Linked DNA regions of Homo sapiens: regions 2 and 3 are each linked to region 1. A link is an interaction called in ENCODE POLR2A ChIA-PET data of the cell type or tissue named here. Cell type or tissue: OCI-LY7. All regions are shown on one strand. Links, peaks and the distances in the headings refer to the core of each region. The heading gives the core; the rest is flanking DNA.

What was found. ChIA-PET counts read pairs that join two places held together with the same protein. Peaks named below come from ENCODE experiments on the same cell type or tissue, not always from the same donor. Only the 100,000 strongest peaks of a DNase experiment are listed, where the experiment ranks them.
Region 2: POLR2A ChIA-PET joins it to region 1 with 6 read pairs; 8 of 35 experiments call an interaction of 5 or more read pairs at or near these places.
Region 3: POLR2A ChIA-PET joins it to region 1 with 9 read pairs; 5 of 35 experiments call an interaction of 5 or more read pairs at or near these places.

Annotation. Positions count from the first base shown.
Region 1 is chr13:49,694,940-49,700,862 of GRCh38, forward strand. KPNA3 (karyopherin subunit alpha 3) reads right to left here. Exons shown (of 17, transcript NM_002267.4): 17 at 4,381-5,923. Among named protein-coding and RNA genes, the nearest start is that of EBPL, 6.4 kb to the left of the region's middle. In OCI-LY7, for the core only: no CTCF peak of the experiment used is centred there; a DNase peak (open chromatin) is centred at 3,762; H3K27ac peaks cover 748 bases.
Region 2 is chr13:49,767,837-49,773,759 of GRCh38, forward strand. The region is part of intron 1 of KPNA3 (karyopherin subunit alpha 3); the gene reads right to left. Among named protein-coding and RNA genes, the nearest start is that of KPNA3, 22 kb to the right of the region's middle. In OCI-LY7, for the core only: no CTCF peak of the experiment used is centred there; no DNase peak of the experiment used is centred there.
Region 3 is chr13:49,825,868-49,831,790 of GRCh38, forward strand. No RefSeq gene overlaps it. Among named protein-coding and RNA genes, the nearest start is that of KPNA3, 36 kb to the left of the region's middle. In OCI-LY7, for the core only: a CTCF peak has its summit at 2,863 (motif pointing right); a DNase peak (open chromatin) is centred at 2,814.

The DNA.
Region 1 (5,923 bases), core at 882-5,881:
GTATTCAGTATTCGAATGTTTCTAAAGGCTTAGTCAGAATTCTTATTTATATAAGACTGAAGACATCGAAAGGATACATATGTAGAATGTGATCTCATGAGAAAAACTAGGCTGAAGTAAATATGAAATTTATTCTTATGTTTAGAGTTGAAAAGGGTAGATGCCCAACGATTTGGGTTAAAGAGAGCTGATGATAAAGAGGGTGTGACTTGATCACAAACCTAATTATGATGAAGCTGGTAAAATAACTGAAAGACTCCCCCCACATTAATAGAATCAAAAGTCCAGATAATGGAATGTTCCCATTCATTCCAAAGTACTCAGAAACCAGTCACACCACACTCCTTATTGTTGGAATCCTTGGAGTACATCACGCTGACAGGAACCAGGTCCAGCAATGACTTTATAATGAGAATGGATGAAATGCAAGGGGTGTTCGAGTAAAAGAAAGCTGATTTAAAAAATGGATGAGTCTCCTCTGCTATCTGGAAATAACAAAGTCTACTCCCAATCAAAAACAGTTAATTTACAATGATGGAAATTTAAGTTTCTTTCTCTTTTGAGACAGGGTCTCAACTCTGTGGCCCAGGCTGAAGTGCAGTGGCACGATCTCGGGTCCAGTGTATGGCAGCCTCAGCCTCCAAAGTAGCTGGGACTACAGGCATGTACCGCCAGGCCCAGCTATTTTATTTATTTATTTTTTTTGTAGAGATGAGGTCTCACTATATTGCCCAGGCTGGTGTCAAACTCCTGGGCTCAAGTGATCCACTGACCTGGGCCTCCCAAAGTGCTGGCATTACAGGTGTGGGCCACTGCACCCAGGTTAAGAAAGGATCTTGTAGCAAGCAAAGCTAGCCAATAAATACAAGCTCCCTCAAAATGAGTACCTTGTTTCTCAAGCTCTTCTAACTTACTCCTGCAGGAATGTTTCCATAAAATACCCTGCCTCAAAAATCAGATTTTATGTTTAAAATATGTAAAATGTATACTTTATAACACTTTGGCTTGTATTACCAATAAAACTTTTACTTACCACCTAGTAAAGTTGCTGTCCCACGAAAGTGTTCCTTATCTTATGGTTTCTCACACTATTTGGCACAAGGCCCCATGCATCTTTGGGTACCACAGTTTAAGGGAATTCCTCAAGAAGGTGTATGGCAATTTGCTAGGGTAGGGAAGGGGGATGCTGTAGAAGAAATTCCCTGCAGAGAATACTTTCTTTATGGCATGGCTCGGCCATAGTTTCTGTTTTTAATAATTTAATAGATGATTGTAAGTTTTCTGATGAGGCCAATCTCTCAACAATGCTTCAAGTGATCTTCAAACTATGCTATGATTTTCTAGTACAACTCCAGTTTTCCCTAGATAACTTAAAGATTTTCAACTACAAGTGTTTGAAAAACACTGCCATAGGGTGTTGAGATTTGGGCAATTAACACATTTGATTGTTTTACAACCCTGTTTTTTAGCCACAGGATAAATTTAAGAGGTAACTAGTTGCTCCATATTTCTATTTCTTTATCCCAAGTCCCTTGAAATAGATGTTCAGTACTACCTGGAGTTTCCTACAGATGATTTGGGAAATTAGGTTAGGCCTGCCTTCAATTTTTCCTAAAACTCAGAATGAAGAAAAGGCACATTTGTGTCTCCTTTCTTCATCTTATGCATCTGAGGAAAGCCTGGGACTGTTCATACAACAAAAAAGTCATGATTTAGGCTGTCTCATTTGAGTGGAGTTTTCTATAGGAATTGATTTAGGACAGTGGTTTACAATCAGGGATGGTTTTGGGCCCCCAGATGTTTGGCAATGTCTGGAGACATTTTTGGTTGTCTTAACTTGGGGAGAGGAGAGAGGTGCTACTGCTATCTAGTGAGTAGAGCCCAGGGATACTACTAAACATCCTACATTGCACAGGGCAGATGACACACAACAAAGAATTATCCAGCCAAAAATGTCAATAGTGCAGGGTTTAAAAAACCCCAATTTAGGCCAGGCGCTGTGGCTCCCGCCTGTAATCCTAGCATTTTGGGAGGCCGAGGCAGGCGGATCACTTGAGGTCAAGAGTTTGAGACCAGCCTGGCCAACATAGTGAAACTTGTCTCTACTAAAAATACAAAAATTAGGTGTGGTGGCAGGCGCCTGTAATCCTAGCTACTCGGGAGGCTGAGGCAGGAAAATCGCTTGAAACTGGAAGGCAGAGGTTGCAGTGGGTCATGCCACTGCACTCCAACCTGGGCTAAAGAGCGAAACTCCATCTCAAAAAACAAAAAAACAATTTAGGCCTAAGTTAGTTGAGGGATTTTATGGGCAAACAGTGGCATTAGGTTGCATTCCCACATCCCTTTTCCCACACATTGTATATAGCACTTTTGGAGAATCATTCTATCACTGTTTTTTAGCTATCTAAACAACATTTATACTCACAGCTTCATATACAGAAATTATATTTCCTTTCCCCCAAAAAGAGTTAAGTAAACTTTCCCAGTTTAACTAGGGTTTAAAAAATTAACCATCACTGTAAGACAACGGACATTCATGAATGTCAGGTGCTCTTGTTTACTTGTTTATCCGCATTAACTAATCCCCTGAAAAGGATGAATGACGCTTCTTAAAAAATTTTCTTTTCATATAAAAATAGAATTTTTTTAAAGATGGGGTCTTGCTATGTTGCCCAGGCTGCTCCCAAACTCCTGGGCTCAAGTGATCCTCCTGACTCAGCCTCCCAAGTAGCTGGAGCTACAGGTGTCTGCCACCAACCACGCCCTTCAGGATGACCCTTCTGAAAGAAATGATGGCAAGATTGTATGAGTACTATCACATTTACTTATACACCAACTTCTTTTAAAAGTAATTTGCAGTGGCATTATACAAAAGTAAACATTTCTATACTCAAAAGTTTGGCTGCTCCTTTGTTCTTTTAGTTAATGCAAGATTTCATTTAGTGCCATAAACTTTACCTAACAGGTTAAAACTTTTAGGTTTGCTCTGATTACTATTTTCCATAGTTACATGTTTTCAAGGGGTAGCCAGGTCTTAAAGTTTGAGTTTTTGTTTCATCAGTCACAATCATACCATCATCTCAAATAAATGGACTTTTTCTAAGTTATAGTATTTAAACCTGAGACACATAGGGAGAATGCCATGTGATGACGGAGGCAGAGACTGGAGTGATGCAGCTACAAGCCAAGGAATGCCAAGGATTGCCAGGAACCACCAGAAGCTAGGAAGAGGCAAGGAAGGATCATCCCCATCGAAGTCCCCAGACAGAGCATGGCTCAGTCATCACCTTGATTTCAGACTTCTGGTCTCCAGAAGTGGATGACAATACATTTCTATTGTCTGAAACCACCTGGTTTGTGGTACTTTGTAATGGCAGCTTAGGAAACTAATATAGATTTTGGCAATTCTTATTTGTCACAGAATAGTCTCAAATCTAGCATTATTATCGATCATCCTGGTTTGTTAGAGTTGAGATGGAAGAGGAACCCCTCTTAAGGGCCTGCCAGGTGCCCCACCAAGCATGGAAATAAAGGAAAATTTTGAGTTCCTTCAAGGGAAATTCCAGGCACCTAGCTAGCCCTATGAATAAATAAGAAACTTGATAAGCAAGAGAGTAATAGTAGCTTAAAACAACAGCCAAGGAAGTCACAGGATGTTTGGTTCCTTATAGAAACTAAAGATAACATCTTAACATATGTCCCTGAGTTGTTCTTCAGACACCTGGACCCCCACCAAATGGTCCACTGGCCAGGGAAGGGGGAACTGAGGACTGAGCTCTGACTGCCATTCTTTGTTCTAAATGTCTTCCTGAGGGGCCTATAGGAAGTCACGCCCATGGGGCAGACTTAGCATTCTTTTCTGCTGACCCCAAGTTTTTTGACAAAGCTTTGATTCCTTAATCAACTGCAAATAAGAAAATCTGTGAATTCACCTATGACCTATAAGTCACCCCCTGCCACCCTCGGCTTCAAGACAGCCCACCTTTCTAGGCCAAACCATTGTGTACTGATGTACAATTCTGCCTGTAATTTATGCTTTCCTGAAATTCACCCCTGCCTTTAAAAACCCTTGCTTGTAAAGCCATGAGGGAAGTTGGGTCTTAAGTGTGAGCTGCCTCATTTTTCTTGTTTGGTGCCCTGCCTGCAGATAAATGCCCTCCTTTTTCCTGCTGCAAAACCTTGCTATGAATGTTTGGCCTAACTGTGCCAGGTGAACAGACTCCAGTTTAGTTCAGTAATATGGTGTGAAGGAGATATTAAAATACAGTAAAAGAGTAATTCATGATTTACCTCCATTGTGATTTTTAAAAAAATAATTCCAAATTTAAATTTAACCATACAGAAAACAAACAAGTTATTTTCAGAAATAAGTTTTCAATGTTTTATCATATTTGATAGCAGCTTTTTTTATTGGTTACAAAACCTAAGCCCATATACAAAATTAGGAACACATTTAGATGCCTCTTTTGAAAGAACGTTTTAGTCTTTTTAAACTGAGTTTAAAAAAAAATAACAATGCAATTTTTAAACACTGTTTTGAAAACTTAAAAGTGCAGCAATATACTTAGTTTCCTTTATCTACGAAATGGTGCAATTCCAATTCAAAACTGGTAAGGTCACAAATTGAATCAAGGAAATGCATACAAGTGTCTGCACTACTTGATGCTAATGTTCACTTAAATGTTAGTTTGCACTTTAAAACATGAGAGGAAATAGGAATCATCACAGTAGAGGCCCAATTTTAATCATAATGTGTGCAAATTTTAAAAGGTAACTGTCAGTTAAGTAAGGAAAGTCCAGAAGAAACTAAACTGGAAGGGGTACGGTTCACAATATCAAGAAGATTTGGACTTTTAAGGGTTTCACCGAAGTTTGTGACCTTAATTAGCTTTTACGTTGTTATTCCTACTTTTAGCGAACACCACACAGTTTCAAAAATTTAGACTATAGTGTCCGAACAGGATGCAGTTACCATATGAAGCTTTAACTCAAAATTTGGATAAAGAAAAAAAGGCACAATGAACTTCAACTCAATTTTATGTGCACAAGAGTTGAAAAATCTGAGCCACCTTAAAGAGAAATTGATTCTAAAATTTATAAAACCTATAAATAATCAGAGGCCAAACCACTATATTAAAACAGATTCTCTAGCAAGTAAAAATCTTGCAGTTTAAACATACGCTTGTATCCACTTTAGATACAAGACAAAACTCACTCTTTAAAGTGGCTCCACCTTGGCAGATACATATATTTGTAATGAATGCACACCTGCTATGTGTTGTTTATCAGTGAAAACACCCCAGCTGATTCACAAAGCTCTGATGGCATCTGTCTCATCTTCATCACAGTAAATACACCCCCCAATGGATAACTAAATTAGTTTAGATTTTCTATCCCTTCACATCAATGCATTGGGAAATTATACCCAGTAAACAAGAGCAACAATACCATTTCTGTGACAGCACAAATTATTTAGTTTAAAAATTTTTAAATCCATATTCTTTCATTAATAACTGGGTCAGACAATTTACCAAAAGCAATAACTTGACATAGTAATACCGGATTTTGCAGAATTACTTAGAGATCACTGCAAATCAGGTTTATGTTAAATAACTGCAAATTACTCCTCTACACAGATCCCTGTCTGAATCTTTTAATATGTGAAGATGCTTTTTGAGTAGGATCTGAATTAACTTTCCCAATACTCAAAGAATGAACTCTTATGACACTTCTAAATAGTTGCTGGTTTGTTGCCAACCACATTATCAAAAGCACTGGTTACTAAGTAAAAAATATTTTAAGACTAAATTACAGTAAACATGAAAGCTCCACAGTTTAAACCCAATATAAATCAACCATATCCAATTATCAAATTAAAACAAAGAATATTAACTCCTGAAAGCTGAAAGCAAGATTTTTTTAA
Region 2 (5,923 bases), core at 366-5,365, 72 kb after region 1:
TGTTTACTGTACAAAGTAAAGTATACCTATATAAAGCATTCATTAAAACTTGTGCTTTATTACTAAGTTACAATGTGAGTACCAACAACAAACCTACCTTACATAGTCCAAAATGTACATATCACTATTATATTTTTTCATCTTTCTACTTTCAAACTGTGTCTTTGTATTTAAAATGCTGCTACACAATCCCAGCACTTTGGGAGGCCAAAGCAGGCATATCACAAGGTCTGGAGTTTGAGATCAGCCTGCCCAACATAATGAAACCCCGTCTCTACTAAAAATACAAAAAATTAGCCGGGCGTGGTGGCAGGTGCCTGTAATCCCAGCTACTCAGGAGGGTGAGGCAGGAAAATCGCTTGAACCTGGGAGGCTGAAGCTGCAGTGAGCCAAGATCGCGCCACTGCACTCCAGCCTGGGCAACAGTGCGAGACTCTGTCTCAAAAAAAAAAAAAAAAAAAGCTGCTACATAGAAGCCAATATGCACTGTAGCCAAAATGCACTACATAGTGCAAAATGTATTTAAAATGGACAGTATGCAGTTGGGTCTTGCTTCTTAATCCAGTCTGACAATCTCTGCCTTTTAATCGGGATGCTTTAGTCAATTTAAATGTATCATAATGACTGATATTGTTGAAATCAGGCATTTCATTATGGTATTTTTGTTTTTGATCATCTCGTTTGTTTTTTATTTCTCTTCCTGCCGGCCTGTCTTCATTTGGGTTAATCAATTTTTTTTTTTTTTTTTTTTTTTTTTTTTAGCATTCCATTAGATATTCCTCTCCTGGCATTTAGGTTCATCTTTTAATTTTGAGATTTCTCACTAGGGATCACAACTGTGACTTTAACTTAAAACAATCTATTCAGAGTTAATGTTCTACCTACTAAATGTCAAGAACCCAACTTGTGTGCCACACATACATGTACTACACATGCCACCACTGCATGCATAGTATTTAAAAACTGCCAAGAATTTGGACAGATCTTATATGCGAATTTTTTTGGACTCACTTTCTTTGTAGCTGCCTCTCTTCCAGGATTTACCCACTAAGTTTCTTGCTGTTCTGTTAGCCCAGAACTCTGTATCCTTACATTTCATGCAAATAAGGTTGTGGTATTCTTCACCAAGTAGCAGGAGGATTACAGAGCACCCTCAGACAAAAACCCACCAACTCATGAATTTCACAAGATAGTTATGTTTTAAGAATAGGCTCTCCTCCAGTTTGTCTGCTTTTGATCACTCTCCAGTACCTTTAAAGAAAAATTAATGTATTTTGTCCAGATATTATCATTGTTATCTATAGGAAGGTAACTCTACAGTATTGCACCATTACTAGAAGCCAGAATGCCACGTTACTTTTACTACATAAACTCCATTCTGAAAATGACTTAACTAGGTAATTTATGCTACTATTAGGTGTATTTTTCCTTTTTATTTTAGTAGCAGCTTTATTCAGATATAATGCCCACGCCATAAAATTTATCCTAAAAGGATAAGTTCCGTGGTTTCTAGTACAGAGTTGTATAACCATCACCACTACCTAATTTTAGAACATTCTCATCACCACAAAAAGAAATCACATACCCTTTAGCATTTGTTCCCCATGCTCCTTCCCACAACCCCTGGCAATCACTAATCTACTTTCTGTATCAATGGATTTGATTGCCTGGACATTTCATACAAATGGAATCATATAATATGTGGACTTTCATGTCTGGCTTCTTCACTTAGCATGTTTTTGAGATTCATCCATGCTGTAGCATGTATAAATACTTTACTCCTTTTTATTGCTGAATAATATTCTACTGTATGGACATACCCCATTTTATCTACCTATTCTTCCATTCAAGGACATTTGGGTTGTTTCCACTTTGGGGATATTATGATAATGCTATAACAAGCATTCATGTACGTGTTTTTCATCTTTTGGACACATACCTAAGAATAAAATTGCTAGGTGATATGGGAACTCTATGATTAACATCTCGAACTGCTATTTTCTAAAGTTGCTGCACATCCTACCAGAAGCGTATTAGAATTCCAATTTCTACTTATCCTTCCCAATGCTATTATTTGTTTGATTTTAGCCATTTTAGTGTACGTGAAATGATATCTCTTGCTTTTGATTTGCACTTCCCTAATGACTAATAACATTAAGCATCTTTTCATGTGTTTGTTGGTCATTTGTATGCCTCCTTCAGGGAACTGTCCAAGTCCTTGCCCCTTTTTAAACTAGACTGTCTTTGTATTGTTCAGCTGTAGTTCTTTACAAATTCTGGATGTTAAGTAGTACCTTTAATGGATGTATGATGTGCAATTTTTTCCTCCCATTTGTGGGCTGCTTTTTTTTTTTTTTTTTTTTTTTGGAGACAGGGTCTCACTCTGATGCCCAGGTAGGCATGATTACCACTTGCTGCAGCCTCAACCTCCTGGGCACCAGTGATCCTCCCACCTCAGCCTCCCAAGCAGCTTGGACTACAGATGTGCACCACCACACCAGGCAAATTTTTAAATTCTTTATAAAGACGAGGTCTCACTACACTGTTTAGGCTGGTCTCGAAATCCTAGGCTCAGGTGATTCTCCCACCTTGGCCTCCCAAAGTGCTGGGATTACAGGTGTGAGCGAGCCACTATGCCTGGCCACTTTTCTACTTCCTTGATGGCGTATTTTGAAGTACAAAATATTTTAATTTTGATAAAGTCCAATTTACCTATATTTCCTCTTGTCACTTGTGCTTTTAAGGTGGTACTATGAAACCAGTGCCAAGGTTACAAAGATCTACACAGATGTTTTCTTCTGAGAAGTTTACACATTTTAGTTTTTACATGTATATCTTTAATCAACTTTGAGTTGGTTTTTGCATACTGTGTAAGGCTCCAGTATTCTCTTGTATGTGGATAGTCATTTGTTCCATTTGTTGAAAAAAAAAAACTATTCCTTCCTTGTAATACTGTTTTGCCACCCTTGCTGAAAATCAATTGACCTACCCACCTACCAAAAAAAAAAAAAAAAAAGAAAAGAAAAAACCCCCGAAAATATAACTGGTAAATGTGAAAGTTTCTTTCTGGACTCTCAATTCTATTCCATTGGTCCATATGTCTATCCTTATGCCAGTATCACACAGTCTTAATTACTATAGGTTTGCTTGTTCTGTAAATTCTGAAATTGCTAAATATAAATATGAGTCCTTCAACTTAGTTCTTATTTTTCAAGTTTTGCTTTGGTTATTCAGGGTCCTTTGCAATTCCATACAAATTTCAGAATCAACTTGTTGATATTTCAAAAAAAAAAAAAAAAGAAGAGGAAGAGAAAAAGAAGCCAAAAGAAAAGAATAGAAAAAAAGAAAAAAGGCAAGTCAGCTTGGATTTTATGGGAAATTGCATTGAATCTCTTAGTTCATTTGGAGATTACTGCAGCTTAACATTAACTCTTCCAATCCATGAACATGAAATATATTTCCATTTACTTAGATCTTTCTTTCAATGAAGTTGTAGTTTTCAGCATACAAGTCTTAAACTTTCAGTAAACAATGAATTCCTGATAAAGAAAATAAGTCTTACACTTTTGCTGAATTTATTCCTGAGCATTTTATTCTTTGTAATGCTGTTGTAACAAAATTGTTATTTTGTTTTTTAAGACGGGGTCTCACTCTGTCACCCCCGCTGGAGTGCCAGTGGCGCAATCACCATTCACTGCAGCCTCAACCTCTCCAGCTCAAGGCTCCCTCCTCTGCACCCAAGTAGCTGGGACTACAGGCATATGCTACCACACCCAGCTTTTTAAATTTTTGATTTTATTTATTTTTGAGACAGGGTCTCACTCTGTTGCTTATTTAGTCTCACCCAGGCTGGAGGCTCTACTGCTCATCATAGTAACACAATTACAGTTCACTGTGGTCTTGACTTCCCAAGCTCAAGTGATCCTCCCACCTTAGCCTCTAGAGTAGCTGGGACTACAGGTACACACCATCAGACCTAGCTAATTTTGGTATTTTTTTTGTAGTGACGGGATCTAGCCATGTTGCCCAGGCTGGTCTTGAATTCCTGGGCTCAGGCAACCCACCTGTCTCAGCCTCCTAAATTTTGGGAAGTATAGGCATGTATAGGCCACCACACCTGGCCTGTTTTAATTTTAGATTGCCCATTGCTGGTATACTAAAATACAATTGATTTTGTATACTGATCTTGTATCCTGCAACCTTGTTGAAATCATTTATTAGCTCTAATAGTTTTTAAGTGAGTTCTTTAGAATTTTCTATCCAGAAGATCATATCATTTGCAAATAAAGAGTTTTAATTCTTATTTTCCAACCTGGTTATCTTTCATCTTGTTTTCTTGCCTAATTGTGTTGGCTAGAAAATCTGGTACAATACTGAATAGGAAGAACAACAATGAATACGGTTGTCTTATTCCTGATCTTAGGGGGAAAGCTTTACATTTACACCATTAATATGACATAAGCTGTGGATTTTTCAGATGCTCTTCATCAAGAGAATGTGAAGAATGCAAAATAAAACCATAATAAGACATCTCTACACACTTGGTAAAATAATGAAAATTTAAAAGACTGGCAAAACAAAGTATTGGTGAGCATGTGGAACAATTAGAATTCTCGCACTGTTGGTGAATGTAAAATAGGACAACCACCTTGGAAAAGAATTTCAAAGTTTCTAAATACTGTTGGGCTGGGCACAGTGGCTCACACCTGTAATCCCATCACTTTGGGAGGCTGAGGCAGGTGGATCACCTGAGGTCAGGAGTTCCAGACCAGCCTGGCCAACGTGGTGAAACCCCATCTCTACTAAAAATACCAAAATTAGCAGGGCATGGTGGCGCACGTCTGTAATCCCAGCTACTCAGGAGGCTGAGGCAGGAGAATTGCTTGAACCCAAGAGGCAGAGGCTGCAATGAGCTGAGATCATGCCATTGCACTTCAGCCTGGGTGACAAAAGCAAGACTCTGTCTCAAAATAAATAAAGACAGTTAAATACACACTTATATGACCCAGCCACTCTGTTCCTAGGTATTGATACAACAGAGAAACACATAGACTTGTACTGATCCAAAAGACATACACATAGCTTTATAAACAAATATTCATAGCAGTCTTACTTACAATTGCCAAAAACTAGTAACAACTCAAATGGCCAACGGTAGGTAAATGGCCTACTGTTGTGGTATATTCATATAATGAATATGAGTCAGCAATTAAGAAGAATGAACTTTAGGTACACAAAATATTAATGTTAATATTAAGTTTTAAAAAAATCAGACACAAAAGGAGTATGTATTGTCATCACATTTAAACGAAATTCTGGAAAAGGCAAGCTGATCAATGAAAGAAAGCAGATTAATATTTGCCTAAGGGTTAGGGACAGGAAGGGGTTACTGCAAAGGGATATGGAGGAACTTTTGGGAAGACAGAAATATTTACATTTTGATTGCAATGGTGGTTACAAGGAGGTAATCATTTGTCAAAACTCATCAAGCTAAATACTGATGTGTATTACTTCTGTAATTTTTTAATGTTAATTATTCTGAGAAGTACTTAAATTATTTGAAGTCCTTTCTAAATTAATCTGCCTCAAAGATTTTTTCGATGATATAATTACCAATGTCCTAATTTTTTATCCTATTAATACCATATTATGCACTTGGATCTGTGTTGCTTATCAACACTTGGGGCGGCTGATAAATATTCCCTGTAATTAAAAAAAATTGTAAGCAGTCAAAAACTAATAAACCTTCAAGAGTGTTATAAATAAATAAAATTTACAATAACATTTACATGACACCTATTTTAATGTTTTGTCCATTTTATGTTCCAATGATAATTAGGACTAAGTGGTGAGCAGTTCATGTAAAAATGACTTTACAGTAGTTATAAAACCAAACTCACACTGCTGAAGTCTACTAGGCAGA
Region 3 (5,923 bases), core at 613-5,612, 130 kb after region 1:
CCACTCCACCCCAGCCTGGGTGACAGTGAGACCCTGTCTCAAAATCAATCAATCAATCAATCAATCAATCAATCAATCAATCTTAAAATTATAGAGTGGTTCTCATCTATAGAATGTCAATATCTGATAGTTCAGGATTCTTTGCTTTCTAAATTTATATATAATGTACCAGGGAAGATATATATTCTTTATTGTGAAAAAGAATAACTTGTTCAATTCAGAAATTATTAAAAGGGAGGTTCAAAATATAAAGGAATCTGCGAATAAAAAAGAGAGATATGTGGTGAGTTATGGATAGAAGACTTTTTTTTTTTGGTGGGGTGGAATATATATATTTTTAAATGATCTTGTGTAACGAGAAATCTTGTGTGGTAGATTCTTGTACTAGAATAAAGTCACTGGTGTTTGGGAGGGAGGTGACGTAGGATGGGTCAGAGGGTCCAGACATGTCATGGACGGTCTGTGTGGGCTGTGAGGGGCTCATGAAGGGGAATTTGTGAGGGGAGTTAAGTGTTTGACTAAGCTGGCTATGATTGATGGGAAATTGTTTGTGGTAGACTTTCTAGAAAATGATCTATGTGCCAAGCGCAGTGGCTGACACCTGTAATGCCAGTACTTTGGGAGGCCAAGGTGGGCAGATCACCTGAGGTCAGGAGTTCCAGACCAGCCTGGCCAATATGGTGAAACCCCGTATCTACTAAAAACACAAAAATTAGCTGGGCGTGGTGGTGTGAGCCTGTAATCCCAGCTACTCGGGAGACTGAGGAGGAGAATCGCTTGAACCAGGAAGGCAGAGGTTCGAGCAGTGAGCCAAGATCGTGCCATTGCACTCCAGCCTGTGTGACAAGAGTAAGACTCTGTCTCAAGAAAAGGAAAAGAAAAAAAAAAAAAAAAGCCTATGTGTTGAAACTGGGTTTTCTTTAGGTGTTCATTTGCTAAATTACCAGAACTTTTGCTTTTCCATTCTGTGATATATTTCTTTTGAAAGCTTTTCAAATTTGTGTAACTCTCTCCTTCAGCTTTTTCATCAGCTCCTGTGACTTTTTCTCCTGCAGTTCTGACAGTTGCTGTGATCTGATGCTAAAGTGTTTTCTTAGAGGTCTGCGGGACCAGTGTTTTTCCTGAATACAGCTTAATTCTATGCTCGTGGTTTTCCTTGAATATAACTTTATTTTTGGCTTTTAGTTTTTGACTCTCTTTTTCTTTTCTTTTTTTTTTTTTTTGAGACGGAGTCTCACTTTGTCACCAGGCTGGAGTACAGTGGCTTGATCTCGGCTCACTGCAATCTCTGACTCCCTGGTTCAAGCAATTCTCCTGCCTCAGCCTCCCGAGTAGCTGGGATTACATGCGCATGCCACCACGCCCGGCTAATTTTTGTATTTTTAGTAGAGATGGGGTTTCACCATGTTGATCAGGATGGTCTCAATCTCCTGACCTCGTGATCCACCCGCCTCGGCCTCCCAAAGTGCTGGGATTACAGGAGTGAACCACCACGCCTGGCCAGTTTTTGACTCTTATATTGCTTAAAAGGGCTTTGAGGGCTAATGAATACATGCCCACCTCCACTTCTATCTGGCCTAGAATGTTTAATTGGCTACAAGTCATTGGACTCTAAGTCTGCTGGCCAAAGAGAATCCCTCCCCCTGCCAAAAAAATGGAAAAAGTAACTCAGGCCATGACAGGAAACAGGGAGTCAGCTGCCTCACTATGCCTTTCCCTTGGAATTTAGGCCAGGTTCAAAAGGTCTTTAAAAATTTTGAAAATAAAGTATTGGCCTTTCCCACAGAGAAAAATAAATAGCTCCTCGGTTCAATCAGAAGACTTAGTGTTACTAAAAACTTCAAAAAAAGATCCCCTGATCATCAGTTAAAACCAAAATGGAAGGGCCCCTTCAGGTATTGATAAATACTGTCACTGCTGTTAAGCTTCAGAGAGTCACTAGCTGTGTACACCTGTCCAGGATTAAACCTGTGTCTTATGAGTTCCCCATGGGCATAAAAGGAGCACACCACAACCTACATTTATGAACCTAGAAACTTAAGGCTGTTGTTTTGCAAGCACATAGATAAATAACAGGATGCTGTGGGTGGGGGTAGGAGCATTAATTTTTCTCTTCCTCCTAATTGTAATTTTCTTGTTTAGCCTCCCTCGTAAACTTTGTATCTTCTAGATTCCACATAAAGATGATGCCAGCACAAGGCTTCCAACTCATCCGGTCTTTGGACCTGGAAAAGAAAAACATCCTGCCATTGGGCCTCTTAGGTCAGGTATCCAGAGACTTTTACACTGCCAATACTAGGCGGGGTCTATGCCCATAAAATCAGCAAGAAGTAGTTACAGAAGATGGACCTTCACCCCTCTGCAGCCCCCTTAAGATTAGGAGGCTTTGGCCAGACACAGTGGCTCATGCCTGTAATCCCAGCACTTTGGGAGGCTGAGGCAGGTGGATCAACTGAGGCCAGGAGTTCGAGACCAGCCTGGCCAAGATGGCAAAACCCCATCTCTACTAAAAGTACAAAAATCAGCCGGGTGTAGTGGTGCTCGCCTGTAATCCCAGCTACTTGGGAGGCTGAGGCAGGAGAATTGCTTGAACCCAGGAGGCAGAGGTTGCAGTGAGCCGAGATTGTACCACTGCACTCCAGCCTGGGCAACAAGAGCAAAACTCCATCTCAAAAAAAAAAAAAAAAAAAAAATCAGGAAGTGTATCTAATTTCTAAGGGGGAAGTGAGGTAGGAGACTGATAGGACTTGTTTTCTGGTCACAACCCTGCTGACGAAAATAGGATCTAGTTCAGACAGGATAATGTGAAGAAACTGGCCAAAACCAGCAGATGGCAACAAAAGTGCTCCCTACCTGCCCTCCTTGCTTATTAGTGTGAGACACTCCCACTAGTGCCATGACAGTTTATAAATACCATGGCAATGACCCAGAAGTTACCATCCCTTTCCAAGAAGTTCTAAATAACCCATCTCATTTTGCATTAACCTTTCCTTAATTTGCATATACTTAAAAGTGGGCATAAGTGAGTATAAATACAGTTTCCAAGTGCCCATATGTTGCTGACTCTGGGTGCACTGCCTATGAATTCGCCCTGCTCTGCAAGAAGCAGTACCATTCAATAAAAGATTGCTGTCTAACACCACCAGCTCATCTTTGAATTTTTTCCTGGGTGAGGTCAATAATTCTCCAAGGCTAAGCCCCAGTCTAGGGGCTGTTTGGTGGATCATTGAGCCCAGCAGTTTGACACCAGCATGGACCACATGGCGAAGCCCCATCTCTACAAAAAAAATACAAAAACTAGCCAAGTGTGGTGGTGCATGCCTGTAGTCCCAGCTACTTGGGAGGCTGAGGCAGGAGGATCACCTGACTACAGGAGGGTCGAAGCTGCAGTGAGCCATGATCGTGCCACTGCACTCCAGCCTGGGCGACGGAGTGAGATGCTGTCTCAAAAAAAAAAAAAAAAAAAAAAGTGGCCGGGCAGGGTGGCTCAAACCTGTAATCCCAGGACTTTGGGAGGCTGAGGCGGGCAGATCACCTGAGGTTAGGGTTCAAGACCAGCCTGGCCAACATGACTAAACCCCATCTCTACTAAAAGTACAAAAATTAGCCGGGCGTGGTAACATGTGCCTGTAATCTCAGCTATTCAGGAGGTTGAGGCAGGAGAATTGCTTGAACCCGGGTGGTGGAGGTTGCAGTGAGCCTATATCGTTTCATTGCACTCCAGCCTGGGCAACAAGAGCGAGACTCCATCTCAAAAACAAACAAAAAAAAAAAAAAAAAAAAAAAAAAAAAAAGGAAAAGAAAAAAATGGATAAGGGAATCCTTGTGCTAAAGGGTGTCAGAGACAATCTGAGAGGTAAATGCTACGCTATGGACTAACAGTAAGGGGAAAAGAAGATGGTAAATTTGCAGAGAAGATCAAGTTTGATCAGTTTCCTGGCCTGAAGGTAGGACAATGACAAAGGCTCATTTTAGGGGCTTCTGGTATACAAAGGTGTAGGGGCACTACAAAAAAGTCATTCTGACACTTGTTGAAATGCTATAAGGAAGACTTTATTTAAGACTATTGCAATAGGAGAGAGAGATCAGGCTCAACTCTGAACACAGCTTGGACAAATGGATACTTATAGTCAAGGAGCAGAGTGACGGGGTTGGTGGGTGAAAAATTACTAGGAGGAGACATCAAGGGTAGAGAGATTCTTGCTAAACTGAACTAGCAGGATTCTCACTGAAGGAAAGCCAAGGACTTAGACATCAAAGGTGGAGGATGAGGAACTTGCTCAGGTATCAGTGGTGATCAGACCACAAAATGGAGGGAATTCTCCCTAAACTGACTTAGCAATATTCTTGTTCATACTGGGCTAGGCAGGCCAAAGACAGGACAGGTGCCAAGGTCTTAGTGGAGTCTAAGTGGAGAAGAAGGCTCAGAGGAGCATGAGTCAGGTTTGGTCAAGGAGAGGGTCTTTGTTGGAGGGGGAAATTAAATGGTGTGGAGGGGAATTTTAGATGGTTCAACAAGGAGGCAATGTAGTGAGTGGCAGCATGGGAGAACTGAGGCTGGAGAAGTTCTCAGCCCATGCTGTTGCCCCTGTTTTGCCCCTTCCCTCCCTCTCTCCCACAGGAGCAGTTGACTGGCTGCCTCTTGCTGTGGTTCCTGTGAAAGGCGGCTTTAGTTTGGATCTTCAGTGGGGTAAGGGGCTCTTGTTCAGAATAGAGGCTTCCAAATATGCATGAACGGAAGTAACACAAGCAAAATGCATGGGACACAGTAGGTGTGCAATGCCTATGGGTCCTCTTCTCTTTCTCCCACTGCTCCCTTTTCAGTGATGGGCCCAGAAAAGCTATAGTTCTATACCCTGTACACATGCTCGTCTCTCACTTTGAGGAAGAACAATTCCCCCAAACACTTTTAAAAAAACAGTAACATCTAGCAATAAATTAACAACTGGCAATGAACTGTTTCCTGCAATTTAAATTGTTTCTGAATGCAGTGTCATTAGGTCCTGGCTGTAGGCTCTTAGGGACTGCACACCTGGAAGGCTGCTGGGCAGAAGTGTCATAACCCATACCCCCAGCTCTTCCTTCTCTCAAGTGTCACAATCGTTTTGAACTATTTGGAATTTCCACCTATTCCCCCAAATTGGCAGCCTCTCCTGACTTTTATAGCTTTTGAATTTTGTACAAAGTGCATGTGTTAACTATTTAAATTTTTATATTTTCAAAAAACGATGATCTCTGTTACAGCAGCTAAAGTGGATTTTCCCCACCCCAGTAACTCACCACATTTCCCTATTTTATCTTCTTAGTAGTACTTGCCAGCATATTGTTTTTATACTGTGCCCAGTCTCCCTCCACTAAACCATAATCTCCTCCAGCCAATACTCTGACTTGTTCTCTATGAAATCTCTAATATCTAGAGTATTTATTTTCCTTCCTTTTCTCTTCTCTTCTTTCTTTTTTTTCTGTTAGTATCTTATTTAGATTTGTAGATTGAGATGCCTTCATACAATGTTTTAGAGATTTTTAGTGGTTTTTTTCCTATAGCCTGAAAGAGTTTACATAACAGAAATTATCTATTCATAAAGCAATGCTACTCAAAATGTGTTCTGCAGGCACTAAAGTATAAATCAAACATACTATTTAGCTCGAATGTACTATTTAGCTGAGTTTTGTTTTTTGTTTTTTAGCAAAGACTTTGTTGATGAAGGAAGCAATATACTGATTTATGTTCCAGTGCAAGCTCCTTAACTTTTTGCGGGCTGGTAGCAAACAGTTCTGTAACCAGCTGAGTAGCACTGCGGTAAAGGGTAACAGAATACAGATACAAAACCACCAGAGACTGGTGCTTTTTCAACTGTTAGATTTAAATTGCCTTTCTAGTCTCTTCCGTGGGCATTGATCTGTTTAGATTTTCTTCCTTTAC